2 separate regions of the Homo sapiens genome follow, and region 2 is linked to region 1. Evidence: chromatin contacts called from ENCODE Hi-C or POLR2A ChIA-PET data. All regions are on one chromosome and are shown on one strand. The core of a region is the stretch at or near the end of the contact, and the rest is flanking DNA. Distances in the headings are between cores, read along the strand shown. Region 1 overlaps PLCL1 (phospholipase C like 1 (inactive)). Region 2 overlaps PLCL1 (phospholipase C like 1 (inactive)).

The links. Hi-C counts contacts between places; a loop is a spot of excess contacts on that map. ChIA-PET counts read pairs that join two places held with the same protein, here RNA polymerase II (POLR2A). Pooled maps may share reads with other maps.
Region 2: a map of K562 shows a loop between it and region 1 (5-fold over the local background). The contact joins two enhancer-like sites. A Hi-C loop is called at or near these places in 6 of 168 maps with a recorded cell type or tissue (CD4-positive, alpha-beta T cell, CD4-positive, alpha-beta memory T cell, K562 and 2 more) and 13 of 50 pooled maps. POLR2A ChIA-PET finds 5 or more read pairs at or near these places in 9 of 52 experiments (CD4-positive, alpha-beta T cell, CD4-positive, alpha-beta memory T cell, GM12878 and 4 more).

What each region holds. Positions count from the first base shown.
Region 1 is chr2:197,850,479-197,855,015 of GRCh38, reverse strand. The region is part of intron 1 of PLCL1 (phospholipase C like 1 (inactive)); the gene reads right to left. Among named protein-coding and RNA genes, the nearest start is that of PLCL1, 48 kb to the right of the region's middle. Within about 2 kb of position 2,760, at least 2 of the 41 ENCODE cell types and tissues checked have a DNase peak (open chromatin) inside an H3K27ac peak, as active enhancers do.
Region 2 is chr2:197,887,155-197,891,751 of GRCh38, reverse strand. All of the region lies in intron 1 of PLCL1 (phospholipase C like 1 (inactive)), which reads right to left. Among named protein-coding and RNA genes, the nearest start is that of PLCL1, 85 kb to the right of the region's middle. RefSeq lists enhancers at 2,346-2,395, 2,656-2,745. Within about 2 kb of position 2,576, at least 2 of the 41 ENCODE cell types and tissues checked have a DNase peak (open chromatin) inside an H3K27ac peak, as active enhancers do.

The DNA.
Region 1 (4,537 bases), core at 1,511-4,010:
TCTTTATCCTAGTGACTGACCATTTCAGTTATCCAAAAGAATATTCACAATGACCACAGGACAAGCTGTAAAAATTCTGTCTTTATTTTAAACATGTAATTTTCAGAATAATATTTAGCTTAAGCTTTAAACCAAAAAGCAAAAGCATGGGGGAGGGGAAAGCATGGCATTACAGTACCAAAAAAAGTGACAAGCCATCCAACTGAGACCCTCCATAATTAATTCAGGCAACTCCTGAGTGCTAGTAATTTCAGGCCCTTAAGTAATTTGTATCTTCCCTCCTTTTCTCCTTACACAAATGCTTAAAAATAAACTTACCTCATTACACTTCAACAAAAAATATAGCCCTAGTATACAGATACACAAGTGGAGTCCTTGTACACAAAATTTTATAATATTATGTATGTATTTCTTTATAAATAAATGTTAACATAAATTATGGCATCCAGAAAACTTTATTTCAAATTCTTGCACTATATACCTTTGCAAACATTATAATGCTTAATAAAAACTCATTTGAAGATTTTTTTTTGCTGGAAACTAAAGAAGCATGAAGACTCTCAACTAGTCAACAATGTAATGTAATTTAAGACGAAAATGGGTCCATTTCCTTCCTTTAGGAAATCTCCTAGAGATGAGGCTGAGGCAGAGAGAAGCCTCACTCAGTAAGAAATCAATATATGTTTAGATTTATGTTTGAATTGGCTTGGTATTCCACTTGTTGGGAAAAGGTAGAGTTAATCTTAACCTCATACTATTGCTGGTCACTCCTAAATTCCAGCCCCATTTCAATTCAGAGTACCCTCCTTCTTCAACAAATACTTTTGTGTAACTGTTTTGTGCCAGAAATTGCACTCAGGGCCAAGGATGCAGTGTTGAAGTGACACAGGGCCTGCCCTCACGGAACCTCTGAACTCACAAGCTAATAATGTGCGTAAGAATCACCCAAGGGGAATGTTAAAATTCAGATTCTCAGACCCAGCATGGGTCCCCAAAGCTTCCAAGGATTCTGATGCAGGTGAGGTGGTCTTTAGGAACACACCCTGAGGAACTGGTCCAGATGAAGCCCCCTCCAGATAGATCCTATAAGTGTCTGCTACCACTGAATCTCCAGCACTGACCACATATTAGATATTTCAGTACATATTAAATTAGTCTACAAACAGGAGATGGAAGAATGAAGAGATAATCCCTATTCAGTGTGGCAGGTACAATGATAGAGGTGCCATAAAAGCATAAAATGGGGCAATATAGCTTGGGTAGAAACAGGGACAACTTCCTAGAGAAGGCAGCCCTTGAACAAGTCTTACAGGATGCATAGGAGGGAGTCAGGTAAGAAAGGCCATTACAAACAGAGAGACAGCAAGAGCAGAGGCAGTGAGAAATAGCAAGATTTAGGCAGAAACTACACGTTTTGTTGCTACTGGCTCTAGAGGCAAGAAATGCTGGCACTTTAACTACATTATCTCTAACCCTGATAGCCCTCTTCCAGTTAAGGATGATTATTCCTGTTTCACAAATAAGGAAGGTGAGGCACAGAGAAATTAAAGTTTGTCCTAGGAAATGATATCACAGTTCCTCAAAAAATTAAAGCTAGAATTACCATATGATCGATCCAGCAATCCCACTTCCGGGGAATATACCCAAAAAACTGAAAGCAGGAACTCAAACAGATATTTGCACACCTGTGTTCATATCAGCATTATTCTCAATAGCTAAAAGGTGGAAGCAACACAAGGGTCCATCATTAGACGAATGGATAAACAAAATATGGTACATACCTACAATGGAATATTATTCAGAATTTAAAAGGAAGGAAATTCTGATACCTGCTACCACACGAATGAGCCTTAAAGACATTATGCTAAGTGAAATAAGCTAGTCATAAAAGGACAAATATTGTACGATTCCATTTATATGAGGTACATAAAAGAGTCAAATTCATAAAGACAGAAAGCAGAATAGTGGCCACCAGGGAGTGGAGAAAGGAGAAAATGGGGAGTTTATGTTTCATGGCTATAGAATTTCAATTGGGGAAGATGAAAAAGTTCTGGAGATGGATGGTAATGGTTGCAGAACAATGTGAATGTACTTAATGCTTAAAAATGGCTAAAATAGTTAATTTTATGTTAAATATATTTACCATAATAAAACAAAATTTATACAGATAGACAGACATAGATACATATTATAGATGTATATAGATATCCTAGTGGCTGCTCTGGGATTCAAGTCTAGCTCTGTTTTCTAAAAGGAGTGACTAGTTTCACCCTCAGGCCCAAAATAGGAGAGGTTTAAAGAAGGGACCTTGGCCAAAGCTACCTACAACCCGCCAGCATCTTAGAATTATAACATTAATTAGCAGTGACTGGCATCTATCAACATTTCTATACATATATGAACATTGAAGAAAAATCCATCGGTATAAAAATGTTAAATGACAGAAGCAATATGATATATTAATCCTGAGAGCAATAGTAAAAGATAGTTACACACCTTCATCTCCTCCTTTAATCTACAATAAATGCAAATGAATGAGCATATTAAGTGCTTCCTATCTCTTTTTAATCACTACCATGCCATTCCAAGCATAGAGATTTTTTTACAAGCTGTAGCAAACAGATAACAGTCATGAAGTTGGTAAAACAATGTGTAATCAGATGACAATCTAGAGCCAGGATCAGTACTCTCCAGCTGCCTTGTCAAGAGTTTGGCTGGCCAGGGCAGGCTGCAGCACACAGCAGTGCCATCTCCCCACCATCCTCCCTGCTCCCTCCCCCACCCTACCACATTGCAGCTGTGCAACAGGAGGTGCCAGGAATTGAAAGGCACGTTGCCTTGAATGATATTTTTGCCCTCATTCCACATGCTATTAAGTCCCTCCTACCTCCAACTATCACCACCCGGTACATCAAAAACATGGCCAAAGCTGTCGCTGAATTCATTCACTGCATTTGCTGCAGCTTTAAAATACATAGCAAAATCAAATGCCAACCATCCTTATTCATATATGAGAGGAGAGCTATTTGGAAATTGTTCTACATTGACCTTTTACTACCAACAGCAAATCCAAATGCCCAGCCATGAGCCATCTATCTTGTGGCCTCACATTGGTACAGAAATGCAATCTTAATATATAATCATCAGGGTTTGGGTGAGGTGGAGTCAGGGGAATGGGGCCAGGTGCCAGTACTTCTTCTATTTCATCTTGTTGGGGTCTAAAGGCCCCTTGAACTTTGTCCAAGGCTAGACCTTCTTGTCCTCCTGGTCTCCTCTAACATGCCTATTTCCATACCAGGACCTGCAGGTGAGGGGTAAGAGAAGTGAAATTGCTCCCCCTGGAGCCAATGTCTTTTCTCCCCCACTGTCTCTACTGCTTTTCACTACTTTCCCCAGTTCCTGTCTCTTCTCTTTCTTATCACTTGTACCCAGATTTTAGGTGTCATTGGGAAAGTCTTTCTTCTTATAGCGGCTCAGGCAGCATGCCTTGCCATAAACACCAATAGCTTCATATGCTTCTTCAAATAAAGACCACTGCAGCCAATCAGAGCACTGCTTTTATTCCAGACAGATAGCTAATCAATACTTCTATCACTGTGCAATAGAAAAAACTCTTCAGATTCTAGATTGATTATTACTTGATAAGCTACGTAATTACTAAAATGCATCTGTACTGACTGTTTTGTTGTATTTTTTCTATGTATGTAGAACTGCTCCCAAAGTCTGAAGTTTCCGGAAATCCTATCTTCATGTTTACAAAAACTGCATTTACATAAAACAGATGTCAGGGAGGAAAAAAGTTTTTCCGCTGCTCTCTTAGGTTTATTTCCTGGAGGTATGTGAATTAAACTGACAGAAAATAAAATAGCAAGAGAAAAGAAGGAGTTTATTTACACGTGCAATGCACACACATGTGGGAGTGCCCAGTGATGACTAACTCAAAGGGGTGGTTAGAATATGAGACTTATATACCTAACTTTGTGGGGAAAGGGGAGGAAGCTCCTATGGGAAAAACAGGTAGGCTTCCTTAGGAAAGGCAAATCAATTTTTAGGAGAGCAAACGGTATATAAGAAAGTTTGTGATAATGTTTGTTTATGGAGGTGCAAGTGGTCTTTCTGTCTTCTTCATGGCCATGAAACTCTCCTGGAGAGAGGATTTATGGTAGCCTCATTTCCCACAAGTTGCTGCTTTTAGTCAGATAAGGGAAGCTCCAATATGTGTTCTTGAATCTCAAATGTCTCCAGCTTGAAATAAACTTTATACCAACTCAGGGATTCCCGTAGGTCCCCACTCCAAAGATGAACACCTGAAGTAGGTAGGTGTAGTTGTTGTACAGACAATATAACCTGTCTTCTATAATACTGGAAGGGAAAAAACATATAAGCCATAAAGTAACTCTCCTGATATGTATATGGCCTTCGGGTTTATTCTACTTATGAAACCCACCTTCTTATCAAGTACTGAACCCTCCTAATTTTTCTCATTCCAAATATTACTAAAAATTATAAGCTTGCTCGTTTATTCCTACATGCATTC
Region 2 (4,597 bases), core at 1,327-3,826, 37 kb before region 1:
GTTTGATTTATTGTTGATAAAAATAACCAGCAAAACAAAAATGTATTACCTCTGCACAAGAAGCTGGGAAAACATTTCCATAATACTCTCCCTGTCAGATTAGCTTATCTCAAACACAGTTCTAATCATGACATTCAAAACCTTCAATGACTTCACCTATCAAAAAAAAAAAAAAAATCTAAAGCCCTCAGTATGACAGTCAAGCTCCTCCAGTATCTGGCAATAATCCCCTTTCCAATTCCACCTTAGCCCCTTCACACGCCCAATGTCTGTTTCTCAAAGTGTCAAGAGCAGGTCACCTGCAACAACAGGACCACCTGAGGCCCCACCCTTGACCTTCTGAATCATGCTCTCTGGGAGACAGAACTGGGATGGAGCAATCTTAATCACTCTCCCAGGTGATTCTTGGGAAACAACTGCTTATGCTTTAAGACTGTCTCATCCTTGGTCAAATTTCTCAGTGTAACCACACAGAAGGGGTCACTCCATCCTTAGTGTGAACATGGGCCTATATGTGGCTCTGTTGTTGTCCACCTCACACAGTATTGCAATTACATGTTTCCATGCCTGTTTCCTCTTTCAGTACCTAAATGTAGGAGATGCATGCTATGTATCTCTGTATCTCCAACACCTAGCACATCCTTGACAGAGTAGGTGTTCAATAGTTGCTGATTTACTATAGCATTACTTATACTAAGTAAAAAAAAAAAACTTTTGAAGCAACCTAAAACTCTATCCTTTGGAATCTACCTAAATTAATTACAGTACAACCATCCAGTGGAATATGCATTCATTAAAAATGACATTGATTATTTATTGATTGGAAGGATACCCAGGATATATAGATACACATATATATGCGTGCATATATATATGCATATATGTATATATACACATATATATGCGTGCATATATATATGCATATATGTATATATACACATATATAGCAAATATATATATACATATATACATATATATGTGTATATATGTATATATACATACGTATACATATATACGTACATATGCATATATACGTATATGTGTGTGTGTATATATATATATATATATAGCAAAAAAATAAAAAAGCCAATTGCAGCATAAGTCTATAATGATCCTGGAGAATATACACCAAAATGTTAACGGTGGTTATCTCTGGGTGGTAGGTTTATGAATAACATTTATTCTCTTCTTTATTTCTTAATTTGAATTTTGTATAATAAGCATGTATATCTTTTTTACATTTTAAAGCTTTTCCCATTTTAAATGCTTAGGGAATAAATGCTGTTACAGTAAATGATGGCTTCATTTATTCTCCTTCCAAGGACAGGGATTTCCAAAGGTTGGCAGTGATCCAAAGGTTGGTGTTGCTGCTAAGAGGGAGAAGAAGAAAGTAGGAAATGGGTTGTCCTTAGCAACTGGCTCTCACAACTGTTCCTCCTACTGTCTGGGATTCATACGAATATTTAAATAGCCTTAAATATCTTATCTCATAACACTTTTCTAATAAGAACTGTGGCTTCCAGTGGAAATGATATAGCTCAATTTTGACAATACCAATTAGTTTCAGCATAAAGAAACTATCTGTTGTCAATTTTTTCAGTTGTGAAAATCAGCTTCCAAACTCATTTCACCTTCCCTGTTGGCTCTTCTCTCACCTTTCAAAGTGTTCACTGTCCAAGATGAATTTATTAAATACTGTCTTATTCTATTTAGCATGATACCAAAGCTGCGTATGCAAGCTGATGTCAATGACCTTCTCTTACTATCACCAAATTGGGGCACTGCTTCTGCTATAAGAAAGATGAATGGGGAGGTGGAGGGATATCTCTAGTCTTTTTTCTTATACTATATAAGAAACCTACAAGCAACTTTCATTTCAATTAATATTTTACATGAACTCAAGATAGCTTAAAGAAAAATAAATTAAAATTAAAATCACACCAACCACAGGAAGAACATGTCAATTTATTGGTATTTATTTCCTTAATTTTAACATTTAGCCTAAAACACAAACAAAACTAAGATTTGCAAGAAAAAAAAACTGAAATAAATTTGCTAGCCATGCTAGGATTTTATTATAGTTTGGATCAACTTTGAATGCTTTAAATATATATTATGCTTGAATATCAACAGAAAAAATGTGTGTTGGTGTAGCCTAAAAACTTGAACATATTTGCTTCTTGGGTTCTTCTAAAATGTCCTTACTCTATGAAAACCTGAAGTAAATCGGAGAAAAAAGTTTAAAATGTTTGACAGAATATTAAAACTCAGTGTAAGCAGAAGTATAGGAAGAGCTTTTAAAGCCTGTTTTTTTTTGGTTAAAGCAGCTCAAAATCATATCTCCAAAAGAGCAGAGTTTGAGTACAACTTATTTCCCTCTAGGCTAGAAAACCATGGCTGTTCATTTAACAAGTTTAAGGAGTATAGCTAGTGTCATAAACCCCAAACATGTAGCAGAAATGCAACCTATGCATCCAAATGACATAGGACAGTGAAAGGGGCCCTACACTGGGAGACAGGAGACAGAAAATTTCTTCCCTTTTGTTCTGCAATGGCCACATGACTCACTAGTCACTATGCTTCTCGGAATTTCTCACTTCCTCATCTGTAAAAACAAGCCCGGGGCTAGATGATGTCTAGGTTGTTTCCAGATCAAAAATTTTTAAAGCTCTAATTCTACACATTCACTTTACACATATACAAAACTGAAAACATTCTATTTTTATGATCTAAAAAAACTGCAAATAAAAGAACTGCATTTTAGCAAATTTTTCCACTGACATTTTGAAAAAGGAAATAAGATTTAGCCTTATCATTTTAATATAATTAATTTACTTTTCAATACTAGTATCATATAATCCTTTATTACTCATTAGCATTTAATAATCATATCTTTTATTTCTAATTCCAATATTAGAAAGAAATTTGTCTTCCTTAATTATGGAATCAGCAGGAATCATGAGATATGCTAACAGCAGAAAAACATCTGAAATATAAAAATTAGTTTTGTCTTTCAAAAAATAATTGAAGACAGAAATTTCTATTTCCTGAAGTATTGTATTCCAATATGCAAGATAGTTCAGTAATAAAAACTAATATTCACTTAGTCTTATGTATAGAGCACTTTAACATGCATGATGTCACTAAATCTTTATGACTCTATGAGGAAGTATTGTAATTATCCTCACTCTATAGTTGAGGAAACTGAGGTCTCCTGACATTAAGTGATTGTCCAGGATCATAAAGCTAGAAAGCCCCAGCTCCATGACTCAACCTCTGACCTTTTCTCTCAATTTCTTGCTCTCTCTCCATGCTGTTCTGCCAGTTCATAAGCCCTTAATGTTTCTAATGAAGCCCACTTTCACCTAATTTAATGTAGACGGTTGCTCATAAACACCATAACAATTAACTGGGAACAAATATTTGAAACACATATGGCAGAAAGGGTTAATTACCTATCTTTAACATATGAGGAATCTTTACAAATTAAAAAAAAGAAAAGAAAAAGACCAACAATTCAATGAAGTTAGGTGAGAAATACAACCAGAGAGTTTACACACAAAAAAAATTATTGCTAATAGCTTTGAAACACTTGGGGGGAAAATGCTCAATCTCAATTAAATGACCGCTAGTAAAAATAAGATTTTTTCCTTTTTTTTTTTCAGACAGTGTCTCACTGTCGCCCAGGCTAGAGTCCAGTGGCACAATCACAGCTCACTGCAGCTTCAACCTTCCAGGCTCAAACAATCCCCCTACTTCAGCCTCCCAAGTACCTGGGACCAGAGCCACACACCACCGCACTTAATTTTTGGTAGAGACAGGGTCTCACTATGTTGCCCAGGCTGGTCTCGAACTCCTGAGCTCAAGTGATCCTCAGCCTCCCAAAGTGCTGGAATTACAGGCATGAGCAACTGAGCCAGGCCTTTTCCCTATCTTATTAACAAAACTTTTTAAATTGTTCATGTGCTTGTACATAGAGTATGAAATAATAGACACTGGAGACTCGGAATGGTGGGAGGGAATGAGGCATGAGAAATTACTTAATGGGTACAAAGTATGGGTGATGGCTACACTAAAAGCCCAGATTTCACGATTACCAATATATTCATGTAACATAACTGTGCTTGTACCTCTGAAATTTATACAAATCAACAATATTTTAAAATAAGATCAAAATTTTTCATATACCGAATTGACCATGGTATAGGAAAAAGTTACTCTCATATACCATCAGTGGGGAGTGCATGTGTTAAAAGTTTTTTGAGGGCGATTTTACAATATTTAGCAGAACTAAACACAGCCTTAAACACAGCAATTCCTCTCCTTGGAATTTGTTATTTATTTTATTTATGTGAGCAAAGAAAAAAATGATCATCTTGTAAAAGATGTTCCTAAGAGCATCAGCTATTACAGCAAAATACTGAAGACAACTCAAATGTCTCCCCTCCCTCAGAATTAACTGAATTTGGGGTACTTCATACAATAAAACACTACACTCCAATGTAAAACAGTATGCTTTTTTTAAAAAGCAGAATATATTGTAGTTTACTCCTCATTTGCCTATGAAAAATATACATGGAGATCACACCCAAAGATC